2 separate regions of the Homo sapiens genome follow, and region 1 is linked to region 2. A link is a contact called in ENCODE Hi-C or POLR2A ChIA-PET data. All regions are on one chromosome and are shown on one strand. Each heading gives the region's core, a stretch centred on a gene start or an enhancer-like site at or near the end of the contact. The rest is flanking DNA. Distances are from core to core; before and after follow the strand shown.

Evidence for each region. Hi-C counts contacts between places; a loop is a spot of excess contacts on that map. ChIA-PET counts read pairs that join two places held with the same protein, here RNA polymerase II (POLR2A).
Region 1: a map of PC-9 shows a loop between it and region 2 (2.0-fold over the local background). The contact joins two enhancer-like sites. A Hi-C loop is called at or near these places in 1 of 168 maps with a recorded cell type or tissue (PC-9). POLR2A ChIA-PET finds 5 or more read pairs at or near these places in 2 of 52 experiments (PC-9 and WTC11).

The regions. Positions count from the first base shown.
Region 1 is chr1:164,746,409-164,754,191 of GRCh38, forward strand. The region is part of intron 2 of PBX1 (PBX homeobox 1); the gene reads left to right. Among named protein-coding and RNA genes, the nearest start is that of PBX1-AS1, 24 kb to the right of the region's middle. RefSeq lists enhancers at 1,521-2,720, 1,853-2,372. Within about 2 kb of position 2,168, at least 10 of the 41 ENCODE cell types and tissues checked have a DNase peak (open chromatin) inside an H3K27ac peak, as active enhancers do.
Region 2 is chr1:164,632,164-164,639,306 of GRCh38, forward strand. All of the region lies in intron 2 of PBX1 (PBX homeobox 1), which reads left to right. Among named protein-coding and RNA genes, the nearest start is that of PBX1, 77 kb to the left of the region's middle. RefSeq lists an enhancer at 2,741-4,074. Within about 2 kb of position 3,833, at least 9 of the 41 ENCODE cell types and tissues checked have a DNase peak (open chromatin) inside an H3K27ac peak, as active enhancers do.

The sequences.
Region 1 (7,783 bases), core at 918-3,417, 110 kb after region 2:
CTCTGTTGCCCAGGCTGGAGTGTAGTGGCACGATCTCAGCTCACTGCAACCTCCACCTCCCAGGTTCAAGTGATTCTCCTGCCTCAGCCTCTCGAGTAGCTGGGATTACAGGCATGTGCCACCACGCCCGGCTAAGTTTTGTATTCTTAGTAGAGACGGGGTTTTACCACATTGGCCAGGCTGTTCTCGAACCCTTGACCTCATGTGGCCAGGCTGTTCTCGAACTCTTGACCTCGTGATCCACCCGCCTCAGCCTCCCAAAGTGCTGGGATTACAGCCATGAGCCACCACGCCTGGCCCTTTCCTAAACTATTCTTATCTCGATTTTTATCAGCCCTCATTTTGATAAAGCAGTTTTATATTGCTTTTATGTGAATTATCTCCTATGTTTTACAGAGAATTCCAGTGGATTCTCATGGTTCCAGTGAGTGCATGGGGTAGGGCTGATGGGGTTGCTGGCAGAAGAGCTATTACAAGATCCTACTCTTCTGATGTAGGGCCATTTGGGCCTCTTTTGCATATCGGGCTTCTTAGTAATCTTAAGAAAGGAGTTCATGTTTCAGGAAATTCTTTTGAAAAATCACTGCATTTTTTCATTTCATTCTCTCCAGAAATCTTTGAGGAGATATTGTTGTTCCTATTGTGCAGGTGAGGAATTGAGGCTTAAACAGATTGAGTTTCCAGAGAGTACCTAACTCAAAATTTGCTGAGTACCAGCTCTAATTCTGATCTTCTGACTCTACCATTTGTGTTCTTACCACTAAATACTGCTAGTTCCTTTTTCCAAATTTGAAATACCAGTAAATTTGAGAATGATCTTTTTTAAAAAAATAGGCTTAGGCTGTAGAGAGTACTATGTTTGTAACTCTCCTACTTATGTAAATTTAGCATCTGTATATGTATGAATCATGTATATATATATATATACACACACACACATATGTATGTATGTATTTTATATACATACATATTTCAAAGTACAAAAAGGTAGACTGAAGCTATTCACAGAAGATAACTTTGGTCATGCTTATATTCTTGGCCTGTTATGGATGTAACATAACAGTATGTTTCTGTATATTTTGTGTTCTGCTAGATAGACTTTAGGTTAGAACAGCCATTGACTTTGTGTGTCCTTAAGGAAGTAACTGTGTCTCTCTGAATCTTGAATGACCACGGGCACACTGGAAATGAAAGTATTTGCCAGTTTCCACATGAAAAGTGAGTAAAGCAGGATTTTGCTTGCTGTCTCTTCTTAGGCTCAGGGTTAGAGCAACTGTAAAATAATTAATAATCCTCTCATAGAAAAATTTGCTGGACTTTAATGATGCTTAAGTAATCTAGGACTCAACCTGAGATACTATGATACCAAGGTAGTGGCTATCTATGCATTCACAGAGGAATTGTGTCTAGCCCTAGGGTATCCTGGGGCTAGACAGCTTTAGAATTTTGTTTAGATTGGAGGTTGAGAGCTAGAAGATAAAGGTTTACAAATTAGAACAGCAACATTTTTTAATCCACCTCCCAATTATACACAAATCATGAGTATGCATCATAAGTAAATGATGCATGCCAAGCAGTTCATGAAAAGAGGTGTACCCACTATTCTTACTCCAAAATGATCAAGTTTAGCCATTGTGATAAACAGTATGGGCACCATTCGTGTTTTTGCTTTTGAGTTTTTGTTTGTCAAGCCACAGCTAATTATACAAGCAGACTAGCAGGATTTGAGATGCAAAGTGTTAAAACTAATAGTGTATGTCAAATCCTTTATTAAAAAGTACATGATAAAGAAAGATCATGTCACACCATAAATAGTAATTGTACAATACAAAAGGTGTGTGTGTCTCCAGGGTACGTGGAGAGCCAGTTCATTGAGGTTCGACTGACTTTCCTCGCCTCACGTTTCCTGCTGGCTTCTAGAAGCAGTCATGTGGATCAGAGGCCAAGAGATAATTAAGTGGAAATAAGAACTCTATATCCGGCCTCTTTGGAAAGAGGTAGCAAATCCTCCTAATCAATTCTGATTCCTGCCGGCTTTGTTGCCTAAGGTCAGCTTAACAGTCATTAGAAGAGGTCACGGCAGGCTCTGTGATCTCTATCATCTAAGGTTAAATAATACGTCATTAAAAGGGTCAATCAGAAAAGAGCAGATTCTTTCCCTGTGATTCACATATTTTGCAGAAGCTTCTGGCTTGGAATTTCTATCGCAAGTTTCAAATCTCACAGCAGAAATGTTTACACATTGCAGTTTGGCTGAATTCAGAGGAAGCTTTCCTGGATCTCTGATGAGAATGAGAATTGTGGTCATGGGAAGCATATGGCCATGACATTCATCCCTTACTCAAGATAAGCTGAGGAGCAAGGTCAACACATTGCATCAGACCTCAAATGAAGACTGGAACATATCACCCTAACCGCATGGGACTAGGATGGGGTGAGCACTGGGGCAGGAGCAGTGGTGTGTGATGGAGGGGTGGAGGAATCTTTCTCCACTCCAAGATGGGATCAGAAATGTAGGAGGAAGCCAAAAAGAGCAAGCTCACCACTCTTGGCATATTTTTTCCACCTTGACATTGATAGCTAGACCTCACTCCTGGTTGGGAAATTTTCTAAGCTACCAAGAATAGGAAAAAAATCAACCATAACTAAAGCCCTTTGAGATATTCTTCCTTGTCTTCATGAACAGGACAATATTAAAACATTACAGAAAGTCTGGAAAACAAAGGGAAAAAAAAGCTGATAGCCCTGCCCTTCAAATATACAACTCATTGCATTTTTAGTAATGCCCCCTTTCAGTTTTTAATCTATTTGCATATATAATATATTAGCTAGCTAAAATTGGAACATAAACAATATATATCTTGCTTATTCATCTTACAACTTAATACAGAAATTTTCTGTTACTTTATTACTTTTTATAATTATTTTTAACAACTGCTTAATATTTCTCAGATAGAGTTTTAAGTATTATTACCCTACAAATAGGTGAAAGTAATGATGAATAGCATTTAGTATAGCCAGTCCTGGATAGACACAGAAAGAAAATGATACATTTTTGTTTTTCTCCTCCTTCAAATTCTGCCAAATGCCACTCATCAGCAATATAATAGTGAAATAAAGTCCATATTCAGGTATTTGATTTGGAGTTGCTGGAGATTTTTGGTAGATTTAATTCTTCACATGATTAACCCACTGTTATTAGCAAGGCTTGGACCCTTTGACCACAAAAAAACTTTTTAGAAGTACAGTAGCTGGGGGATGATTGGATGGGTGAGTGGATGGATGGATGGGAGGCAGAGCAAAAGGGAGAGAATGAATTTGTCATTGATCAAAGCACTGTGCATGGCTTAGGAGAACCGTGGACCAAGCAGGCCCGTATAGATGATCCACCCTGTCTGATGGTGATTACCAGCATCTGACAGATCAAGAGGATGTGGGAATGAGGGTTTGAATGAATGCAGATATTCATCGCTTGAGCCCAGGAGTTCCAGACCAGCCTGGGCAACATTAGTAAGACTGTGTCTCTACAAAAATAAAGTAAATTAGCTGGGCAAGGTGGCACATGCCTATAGTCCCAGCTACTTGGGAGGCTGAGGCAAAAGGATCACTTGAGCCCATGAGTTCAAGGCTGTAGTGAGCTATGATTATACTGCACATTAGCCCGGGTGACAGAGTGAGATCCTAACTCCAAAAATCGGAAGAAAAAAAAAAAGAGCTTTCAAACTGGGGGCTAGTTGGTGTGTGTGTGTGTGTGTGTGTGTGTGTGTGTGTGTGTACATGCACATGTGCATTCCCTGAATGCTCATTGCTAACTGTGTGTTGGCCTTTCTTACTAAAATGCATGTGTATATGTCTTTGTGTATGTATGAAATATCTGAGAATATAGTATTTAGACCCCATTAGTGAGGGTAAAAATATACAGATAAACTATATCATTTATGATTCTGATACGGCTACTGTCAAAATAACACAGTATTTTGACAGCTGCTTTATCTTTACTCTCACTGACTACAATAAGAAACTAGTTTCTTAGCAACTAAAATAAATTCTCAATCAGAGCTTAAAAAAATTTTTTTTAAGCCCACAATAGAAAAAATAGACCCATAGTTGGTGTCTAGGCAAGCTATTCCTATTGAGTGGGAATGAAATTTATCTGAAACATTCTGATACCCTTTGGCTGGTCCAGCTGCCCTTGGTTAGCACCAGTGGGGGCAGAGACAGTCAGAAGTAGCTTTCAGGAGGCTTGGGAAAAATGTTCATTGTTCTTTTTCTTTGTTTCAGTGGGTTCTTTTTAAAAACCATTTCTTATGTTATATACTAGGCTAGAAAGTACTATAAGAACTAGTACATAAGATCTGGAACAGAAAGCCTGCATTCAGATTTGTCTTCACTGTGACTTGTAGGCAGTGGCTTATATATCAGTTAATTAGCCAAAATGATAGCGGTAGAGGCTGGGGAAGCAAAAGAGAAATTTAGCTACTTCAGGCCTGTTGTGTTATGTCTTTAAAACATTTTGAAACCCCCTAAGGTAACAATTTTTAAATAGGGTCTAGGGATCCCCAACATTTCCAGGGAGACTATGAGGTCAAAAGTATATTGATAATGATTTTAAGATGGTATTTGCAGGCTGGGTGCGGTGACTCATGCCTGTAATCCCAGCACTTTGGGAGGCTGAGGCGGGCGGATCACTTGAGGTCAGGAGTTCAAGACCAGCCTGGCCAAGATGGTGAAACCCCATCTCTACTAAAAATACAAAATTAGCCGGGCATGGTGGTGCATGCCTGTAATCCCAGCTACTCGGGAGTCTGAGGTGGGAGAATCGCTTGAGCCCAGGAGGTGGAGGTGGCAGTGAGCTGAGATCACGCCACTGCACTCCAGCCTGGGTGACAGAGTGAGACTCTGTCTCAAAAAAAAAAAAAAAAAAGATGGTATTTGCTTTATTTACTCTCAGTCTTTTATGAATGTGTACAATGGAGTTTTCCACAGGCTTCATGTAATATTGTCACAGACTGAATGCAGAAACAAGAGAATCTGGCCATCTTCTTTTAAGTCAGACCTTAAAAAGATTTGTAAAAATGTAAAACTCACTCTTCTCACTAATATATTTGTTTCAAAAACATTTTTTATAGACATGGGTTATTTATGTTCAAATGTAATGGGTTTATTGCCCCCCTTTTTTTTTTTTTTTTTTGAGACAAGAGTCTTGCTCTGTCGCCCAGCCTAGAGTGCAATAGGGCAATCTTGGCTCAATGCATCCTCTGCCTCTGGGTTCAGGTGATTCTCCTGCCTCCGCCTCCCGAGTAGCTGGGGTTACAGGCGCCTGCCACCACGCCTGGCTAATTTTTGTATTTTTAGTAGAGGCAGGGTTTCACCATGTTGGCCAGGCTGATCTCAGACTCCTCACCTCAGGTGATTTGCCCACCTCGGCCTCCCAAAGTGCTGGGATTATAGGCATGAGCCACCACGCCCGGCCAGTTTATTGCTTTTAAATGAATTAATATTAAAAAATTCTTTAGTCTCAAATTTATGAATATTGATAAATATGACCTATATAAACAGAAGCTATTTGGAGTCCTCAATAGTTGTTAAGAATGTAAAGGGGTCTCAAGCCCAAAAGATTTGAGAAACACTGCTTCTAAAAACTGGCTGTCTGTACCTGTGTGTGATTCATAGGTTTGGCAAAGTCACCAACACTATTTCCTTTCAAATGCCAAGGGAGATTTTAACGTGGCTACCAAGAAACAAACAAGCGGAGATGTCAAACAGTTAATGTGTCCATTTAGACCCCTTTAAGGTTTTGTGTGTGTGTGTGTGTGTGTGTGTGTGTGTGTGTGTGTGCCCTCAGTGCTTAGATATGCAGGTAGATAGACACTTAGCTCTTAAGAAAGGAATTCATCTCTACTCATAATTTCCTTCTGCTGGTGCCATGGCAAGTGCATTTCTGAGTAAAGTAGTCTGTGTGCATAGGTGCCACCCTACCAAATACTGTGAGCCAGATTGCCATTCTGGACCAAGATCTGAGAAGGAAGACATAGGGGAGAATGCAGAATGTGGAAGGAGGAGAGGAGGGGATTGTTAATTAAGCTCTATTAAATATTAATTGAAATATAAATTTAAAACCTCACCAACTCCTGACAGTTATATAATCTAATTAAGTGGTAGGTCCTGTTGCCCCACAGTGTCTTTTGGTGTATTAGGGGAATAAAGTGATCTTCTTCTCATAAACACTATGAGGGCTTTATTAATCCAAGGTATTTGCCAATAAAGTAGATGGGAAAAGTGGCAATAATAATAATTTTATGGAACATGGAAGAATTGAAGGGGCAATTTTGATGTGGATAGGAGTGCAGTGAATCAGCTGCAGTGATCCACATGGAATCTGCACGCTTTGGCCTGTCATTGGGGTAAGGAAGATGAAGTCCTTGTGTACCATTCCACATTTACATGTATATTTTTTGCTCATGGAGAATGTATATTGAATCCCTGAGACCAGTTTTAATTTTATAAGCTGCCTTTGGTGGGGAAAATGGTAAGTCTGTGCATGTGTGTGTTTTATAATGAAAGTTTCAAAAGAATAAAACCTGGAAGGGTTGTGGAGATGAATTTGATTTCTTACTAGCAAACATGAGTAAGCCTGTATTTTGCAAATTTTCCAGCAACGGGGCTGTTGGAGAATAGTGAAAACGATCTGAATCTTTTATCTGTGCTGCAAGAGAAAAGAACCTCTACATTCATTTCTTTTTTGGCTCTCAAAAGTTCTTAATGGAAAGTTAAAAAGTGCACAAGATTGTCTTTATTTTTTGTTTCTTTGAATTATTTAATAATTTTAAAAAAGTGCACAGCATGTAGTTCTGAGATGTTTTAGGTGGTGTAACTAAATTTAAAAAATAATTATCATGAGTTAAGTCAGCAACTCTTAGTCTTTATTTTTGACCAGGCTCTAGACTAATGCATCATTAATTTCTCTGCATAAAAGCAGGGCTATTTAATTCTCCTTGTTATCTTATTTGTCTTTTGTTTGGGTTTTGGTAGTTGTTGTTTCTCATTATTTTGTGTCAGGATTTCGTTATATCCCCTCATTTTCTATTGCTGTTGGTACATTAGTCCCCAAGTTTGTGAGATGCTATTTCAGTTTTAGAAAAGGAGTCCCTTGGAATTAAAAATGGAGTTTGCAAGACCACACTTGACTTCGTGCAGGTCGGCCAGACCCATTTGTGAGTAACACAGCCCTTGCGTGGTTTTGACCTTTGATTTGTGGAAATGAGAGTGGCTTCTCCTTCCCCAGGGCCACTGTGGCTAGCTGGGCTTGGGGGACGAGCATAATATAATTGTGTCATGGATTGCTCTGTTACTCCTCGTATGTTAGCAATTTTATTGTGGTCTCTTTTATTTCCTTTTCAATTTGGGCCCCGGCAGTTTCCCAAAGGAATGTGGATAAAGGCTCTCAGTGTTGGAAACGGGAATGATGCAGTTGAGCAGTTGCCTCACCTCTGAAGGTGGCAGGAGTAGCCGTGAAAGGCCTCTGAGAGAAGAGATTTCTGTTTAGTGTGGTGGAGAAGGGGTCAGTACTCTTTGTTGTCATTTAGTATGTATCGAGGAGCAGCGTGTTCCCTTGGCCACTGGAAGGGTGGGCTTGGGAAGATGTTTATGTATCTCGGCAAAGGTGGACTGAGCAGGTGGGGGACTTAGAGCCTGTCCTAATCTCTGGGTGATAGTGTGTGCCCACTGCCCTGCTGCCTATGTGCCCGGCTGGTGTGTGGACGGGAACTCAGACCCATGTGCT
Region 2 (7,143 bases), core at 2,583-5,082:
GACCTAATACCCTTCTGCCCTGAAACCACAGGACCTTGCCGCAGCCTAGGCATTAATAGCCCTCACAGCACCTCATTGACATGGCTGCACTGGAGTTGAAGTTACAAAGCAGGAAGTATCATTTAGTGCCCCTGCTACCCTCGCCCCTTTCATCTTTATTATGCAGTTTCTTCTTATGGTGCTGCCCATTTTCCCAAGGAATTAAAGTCGCAGATATTTTGATTTCAGGGGAGGGTGAGGGGGAAGTTGGGCTCTGAGTGTAGAGAAGCAAGAGCTGGCACACCTGTCCTTAGGTTCACAGCACAGCCTTTCTCCTGCTGGACACAGGAGTAGGATGAAAAGCCAACATCAATAACCTTGAGTATATAGTTTCATAATCCATGAATAATTTCAGGAATTACAGATGTACTCTTAGTGTAGAACATGCAGAATGCCCACCGTGGATTCAACACTGTGCAAACTATGTGTTTGGGGTTTTTTCTCAATTGGTGGCTTTATATCAACCTCCCCAGCACACTTATATCTAGGCTTTTATAATGATTAATACACTAGGAAGAATCAGTGGTACGGACACATTGGACATGTGGTATTTATGGTCTAGAGGATATTATTACCAGGAACTCATTGGTGCTCTCCACAAGTTTGATGTTGGTTGAGCAGTAAACACGGAGGCACAAAAGGATATAATTAAGGTGACTCTGGAAGTCATCTAAAAAGTGGGAAATGGATTTTATGGTGCCTAGATCCTAGGGTTCATGTAGAGTTAAGACCTGGAAGAGACTTTGGAAATCCCCAGTCTTGTTTTATAGATAAGAAAACCTAGAGTGGATATCAGTTTGCTTAAGGTCATACAATTAGTCAATGGCATAGCTAAGACTCAAAACTAGTTTGCCTGTTAAGTCCACCATAACATCCTCAATGTAGAATGTCCTTGAATGGATGATGTTACTGACTTCTTTTCTTCACAACCATCTCTCCTCTCTTTCTTTTCTTTTTTTTTTTTTGAGATGGACTTTTGCTCTGTTGCCCAAGCTGGAGTGCAGTGGCACAATCTTGGCTCACTTCAGTCTCTGCCTCCTGGGTTCAAGCAATTCTCCTGCCTCAGCCTCCCGAGTAGCTGGGATTACAGGTGTGCGTCACCATGCCCGGCTAATTTTCTTATTTTTAGTAGAGATGGGGTTTCACCATGTTGGCCAGGCTGGTCTCGAACTCCTGACCTCAGGTGTTCCACCCACCTTGGCCTTCCAAAGTGCTAGGATTACAGGCGTGAGCCACAGCACGCAGCCCCTCTCTCTCTTTAGACTATTAATAGTTGGGTCATTTTCTATTACTAGTATTTTCACTGCTAGGTCCATTTTGTTATTATTTGGGGTCTCAGTATGGACTGTTTCTTGGATCTGGTAGAATTTGAATGGTGTACGTTATCATGAATACTGAATTACCTGAGCCTTTCCCTGCAGATTTCCTGTACTATACAAGGAAAAGTGTAATGTAGTGGTTAAGAGCATGGACTCTAGACTGTGATTGCCAGGATTTGAATCCCAGCTCCTTCAATTACATGCTAGTTGTTTTGGACACATTATTTAACCTCTCTTTGCTTCAGTTTCCTAATCTATGTAATAGGAAGGATAATAGTAGTATCTACTTCATAGGTATCTGCCTCGGAGTTAATACACAGAAAGCAATTAAAACAGTGCCTGGTGCATGTTAAGCCTCACAGTATATTTGTTATTATTGTTATTATTATTTTCTTCACTCTCCAGCAGTGGCCTTGAGCTACCCAAAAGGTTATGTAATTTAATCTTCCATTCAATTGAGGAAGGAGCTCTGTTGTAACAGTCCCGGGTGGCGTTATCCAGCTCTGCTGTGGCACAGCCGTGGATGAACAGTTTCTTCCTTGTGAGCCAGCTCCCCACCACCTGTAATGCTCAGTTTTTAGTGCCAGCTTTGTCTTCTGGACCTGCACAGTGTAAGGCTTTTCCTTCTTCTTGTTTGGAGGTAGCTCCAGCATTGCTCACTGAGTATTCCCTGTCCTGAAGCCTGTAATTGTGGGGTTTCTGTGAGGTTTGGCCAGAGGCTTCTTGAGGGATGTGGCCAGGTGAGTTTCGAAGGTCGAGATTAGTGCCGTTGACCTTCTGCAGTGCCCTGCCTGGCCCCACACCAGCTGACACTTATCTAGGACTAAAAGGATGGTTATAATAAAACACCGATACAGGTAAGAGCTATGGAAAACAAAACTTATCATTTTCCTGGTCCTTATCTCCTAAAGCATTTATTATTTCATGAACACTTTGAAAAGAGAGTGCTTTTTGAGCTTGGGGTACCGTTGAAACTGAGTGGACCTGACTACTATGGCAGTGCTTAAAATCAGTTTCTTCTTTAGTCCCTCCCACAATGCTCTTTGGGTTTCGTTTCTGGAATATGAATTGCCAAAATTACTTGAACTGTCTGATGGAGGATTGTAAGCTCAAAAAGGAAGTGTTGGCTCCCCATTAATACACCAACACCATCTGATAGACACAAACTTTCTTTTTACCCAGCATAATTGGGCAAGGTCAGGACTCCCTCGGACATGGTTTGGGGTCTTTGTTGTAGGGAAATAAGTTCTTTGGGAGAAATGATTACTCTCAGTTATTTCCTAGCCTATCAGGACCTGGAAAGACCCCAAATTTTGAGGGTGGGGCCTTTTGGAGAGTGCCAGGTTTCACCAACTATGTGCACGTGGTTCTATGTAGACCTGTCCATTGATCTTGGAGCCTATTCTTAGCATCATAGGTGACAAGGGGCCATGTTGCCTGCCTGTAGAGATGGCAATTGTGGGCAGGAGTTAACTCTAAGGCTGCGAATATTCTGTACCTTCTTTCCTTATTCTTATAAGAGGCAAGTGATACATCTTAGAGAAGGTAGAAGTGTGTGTGGGGGAAGGGGTTTATTGTGAGGGTGGGGGTGGGGAGAAAAGGAGGAACAACTGTAAAAAATGTTAATTTATTAATCACTGAATATACAGCAGTTCATCTGAAATGCTGTTGCTATGCCAACACCCTGGGAGTTTATTTTCTTAATCCAAGAGAGGAGCTCTCAGTCCCCTGCTCCCCTGCTGTGTCATTTGAATTTGCTGCTGCCACCGCTGCCACCATGGTATCTGTTTTAAAAAGTGGGGGGCGAGGGGGGAGGGAGGGGAACCAGGCTAAACCACCAAAGCAGTCAAATGCAAAGCAGTAAGAGGCCTTTCTCAGTGCGACTTAGTAAAAATGACACAAATTAATATACTCTACTTAAACCAGACCAAGATTAATGGTTCTCTTTCAGTGCAGCTTAGCCCAACTGTCACTCGACAGGCGTTTGTCGGACAAAATCAACACTAATCAACATTTATTCGTCTCTTGCCCTTGGGTCTGAGGCGCGCGCGGGCTGCGCCATTCTCCCGCTCGTCTCGCCACGCTTTTCACCCTCCATCCAGCCTCGCCATATATCACCCTTCCTCCTGTGCCTCTCCTCGGACGGATCCACACACTCAGCTATCAGGGTACATTAGAGGCATGATAGATTTTCTGTTTTAATTTACGTCTATTATATTGCAACATAACAGATTTTGATTCCGTAGAGACCGGTGTCTCCTATAGCCAGACTCCTTGGGAGGATTTCTGCATTAACTTATTAAGGTTCGTTAGGATGCAGCTTCAAATAGATTCCCTTCTCTCTGGCTTGTTCTCTCTCTGTGTGGCAAGCTCAGTAAAGATGTCTTGGTGTACCTTATTCACAAGCACAGCTCATTTTCTTTAGACTTGGCTTCCTGTGCTGGATCACATGAGGCTGGCTGGGTTCCTCCTTTACTTTCTGATTGGACTTTGATCAGCCAACAATGGGCGTTGCAAGCTCCCCAGTCCCTGCCTGGTCTGGGTAAATGGGCCTTGACAAATCTGGTGGCCTCCAGTCAGTGGGCACCCCCTCCCAGGCTTTAGTTCTAGCCCCCAGCATCTTTCTCTCTCTCTCTTTTTTTTTTCTCCTTTTGATCTCAGTTACAGTTAGATTTTATTTATATTGCACCTCAGGTCTACAGAGATGGAAGGGGGGAGGAACACAGTTTCTTGGGTTAACCAAGGAGAAGGATGTTGAAAGGATGACTGAAAGAGTGAGTCTGAACAAGGCTATTTTCATTTCTACATGACCATCTTGAAGGCATCTTATTTCAGCTTGGAACAAGGTGCATGAGCCCAGCTTGTTTGTTGCATGTGGGAAGTGTATATTTTTAGTTGCCTTGTAGAGTGGCTTTCCACCTCATTTATGAAATTGGCTTTTTATTTTTATCCTTTTCTCTTTTTCCCTTTCACCAGAGTTGGAACGTGAAGCACAGTTTCTACTTGCTGACGTAGTATTTCCTCTTGATTTTTAGTGGGGTTGGGGTGTTTTATGAGTACTAAGGTCACATTGAACTTTGGACACCTAGTCACCTTGTTGCTGGCTGCAGAGAAGAGCTTGAGAAGGAGACAGAAATCTTCTCGTCTTCTCATCATGGCTTTGACAAATGCCCAGGGAGACTGCAACTTTCTTCTCAACTTGGCTGTAACACTGGAGCCCTTGGCCACTTAGAAGGCCTGAGTTTTTTTATATTTTCCACCAAGCTGCTGATTCTAAACTGTGGTGGGGTTTCTTTCATGGCCAGAATGGGGAGAAACCGTGGGCTGAGTTGGGGATGTGTGGTTTGTGTGTGTTTATGTGTGATCACTGAAGTGTAGGATATGGTAGGAGGATGGCTTAGGACTTCCATTTTGGTTTCTTATTACACAGCAATAAAGTAAATGGGGCTTAGTATAACTTTGCACTTATAGAAATGTAGCTCAATTTAAGAAACAAAACTCCGCCAACAGGAGTGCTCAGTATCTTCAGCTTGGGAAACTGACCTCGTTAATTTTAATGAGGGGAAAAATTCTCCAGCTGGGGCTGAGAAGAAAATGAAATACCAATGAGGTTATCACTTTGGATGATCTCACTGAATTCAGACTATACTTGGAACGATGCTTGGAGAATTTTCTAAAATCCTATGGAGAGATTTAGAAGAAAATGCATATGCCCTTGATAGTATTGACAGACTGCTTTCCCTGATAGGCAGAGCCGAACTCTATATAGTGCCTCCTAAAGGGGTCATTTGAAAAGTTAACATATTAAAAAGTTGGACCAAAGTAAAACTGAGAGAAAAAATGGATTAACGTGATTCTTATGTGGGTCTAGCGTGAAAGCAGCGGGGCTGGTCGGACGGTGGCTGAGGCCGTTGACTATAAGCCAGGGGCTCCTGAGTTCAAGTGCCTACTGGGATGCTAACTTCCTGTGGGATTTTGGGCATCTGTTTTTTATCGACCAAAGGCAGGAGGTAGGGTGAGGGAGTCCTGTTATTCAGTAGGCAGCTATTTGATTTGCTCAATAAGTTGATGACTTTGGCCCTGCTGCTGAGGAGTGACAGATTGTGACCAATGAGGTTAAGATGACTGTAGGACAAGTTTGCCCTCAGTGAGGAGAGGCCTGCCAAGTTCCACTGACGTTTGGTTGGGGACCACAGAAAGAAACATCACCATTCAAGGTATTTGGCCCTTATTTTGTCCTAGTTCACTAAATGGCAGATCCTGGGGAGGAGATTATTTCACCAGTGGATTCTTCAGAGGTATGGGGGCAGACAGAACAGGCTTTCTTCTCCAAAAGTTCAAGCTTGCTGACTCAAGCTTCTTACTCATCTCTCTGGCATGTCACTGCACTCAGGAGAAGATTTGTGCAACTATCAGGTGCAAACTCAAGTATCACCAAAGGGATACTTTCTGATTAAATAGAGCCATCGTGCTCTGGGGACCATCTCAATATCAGTGGAATATTGAGGGGGTCTATTAATGTTTATACGTTCCTTCGAAATTCAGCCTTTTTCTTTGAAAGCTGTAAGGCAGCAGTTAAGGGCACTCGTACTGCTGCTATGGCTGTGTGTGTATGTGATGGGAAAGGCTGGTTGCCAAGCAGCGGAGAATGGACATAATCATGCTGCCTAGCAACAGCGGCAGCGTGGTCACTTGCGCAGATTTCTGCGCCTCTTCCTGTTTGGTCTGCTGGAAAATACAGATGGCTTCTATGGGTCGCTCTCTGCCCTAGCCATAGTGAGAGGTAGGAAAACATTATGAACCAGGGTGGAAAAATACACAAGTGCATGTTTTAAAGTGATTCGTTTCCAAACTGCCTAGGGCTGAGCAGGGATTCTTACATAGCATTCCTCAGTTTCCCCTTTGAAGATATTGTGCACTGGCACGTTGACTTGTAAGCAGGAAGAGGAATCTTTGAAAAGTGCTAGGCCCCTCTGGGTGCTGCCTCTACTGAGCCCGAGCCTTTACTCTGCATGTGTGAATATAAAGCCACCAGTTTTCTGATAAAGACACACACATACACTCACACACACTCACACCATGGGTGAAAACGACAAGTGGAGCAGAGCGTGACTACTGATTGTTCTTTGAGGCCGGAGGAACAAAGCAGTCAGGAGCGATAAAGGCAGGTGATCCCTGCTGGTTTGCCCTTTCTCCCAGCTCTGACCGTCACCGTCACACATGACATTCTTGAATGAGGTCACCTGCTCACTACAGATTCTAAAAGGGGCTTGCTTGGCAAAGACCTCCAGGGTCAGAGTGCCGGCCTTTACTGTTTTTGGCAGTTGTGTGCATGGAACATTGGAAGCGTTTGGAACGGAATGCTTAAGGAAGATATTATTTGGCAGCAAGAAAAAGGGAGTGTGCAGACTCCCCCTACCCCTCCTGGGATGAGTAGGTACTGCCTGCCCGTTTTTTCTCTACAGGAGTTGAATAGTAGCCAGAGTACAGGCTTGGCATCAGAAGGCCTTAGTTCAATCCTTATCTCTTCTACCTACCAGCAGTGTGGCTTTATGCAAGCTCTTGTTCATCTGAACCTTACCGCTCTTGTCTGTAAGGGATAGCAATATCGGTTTTACAGAGTGGGCTGAAAGGTTAAAAGAGGCGCTAGTTCTTTTTGGCATGCAGCAAGTATAAAGTAATTGTTGCTGTTCACCTCCTCTCCATGATTAAAGAGTAGGAAGTTGGGAAAAGAAGGTGAGCACTGCAGCTACCTTGTTGATTCCAAACTTCAGTGTCTTGGTTT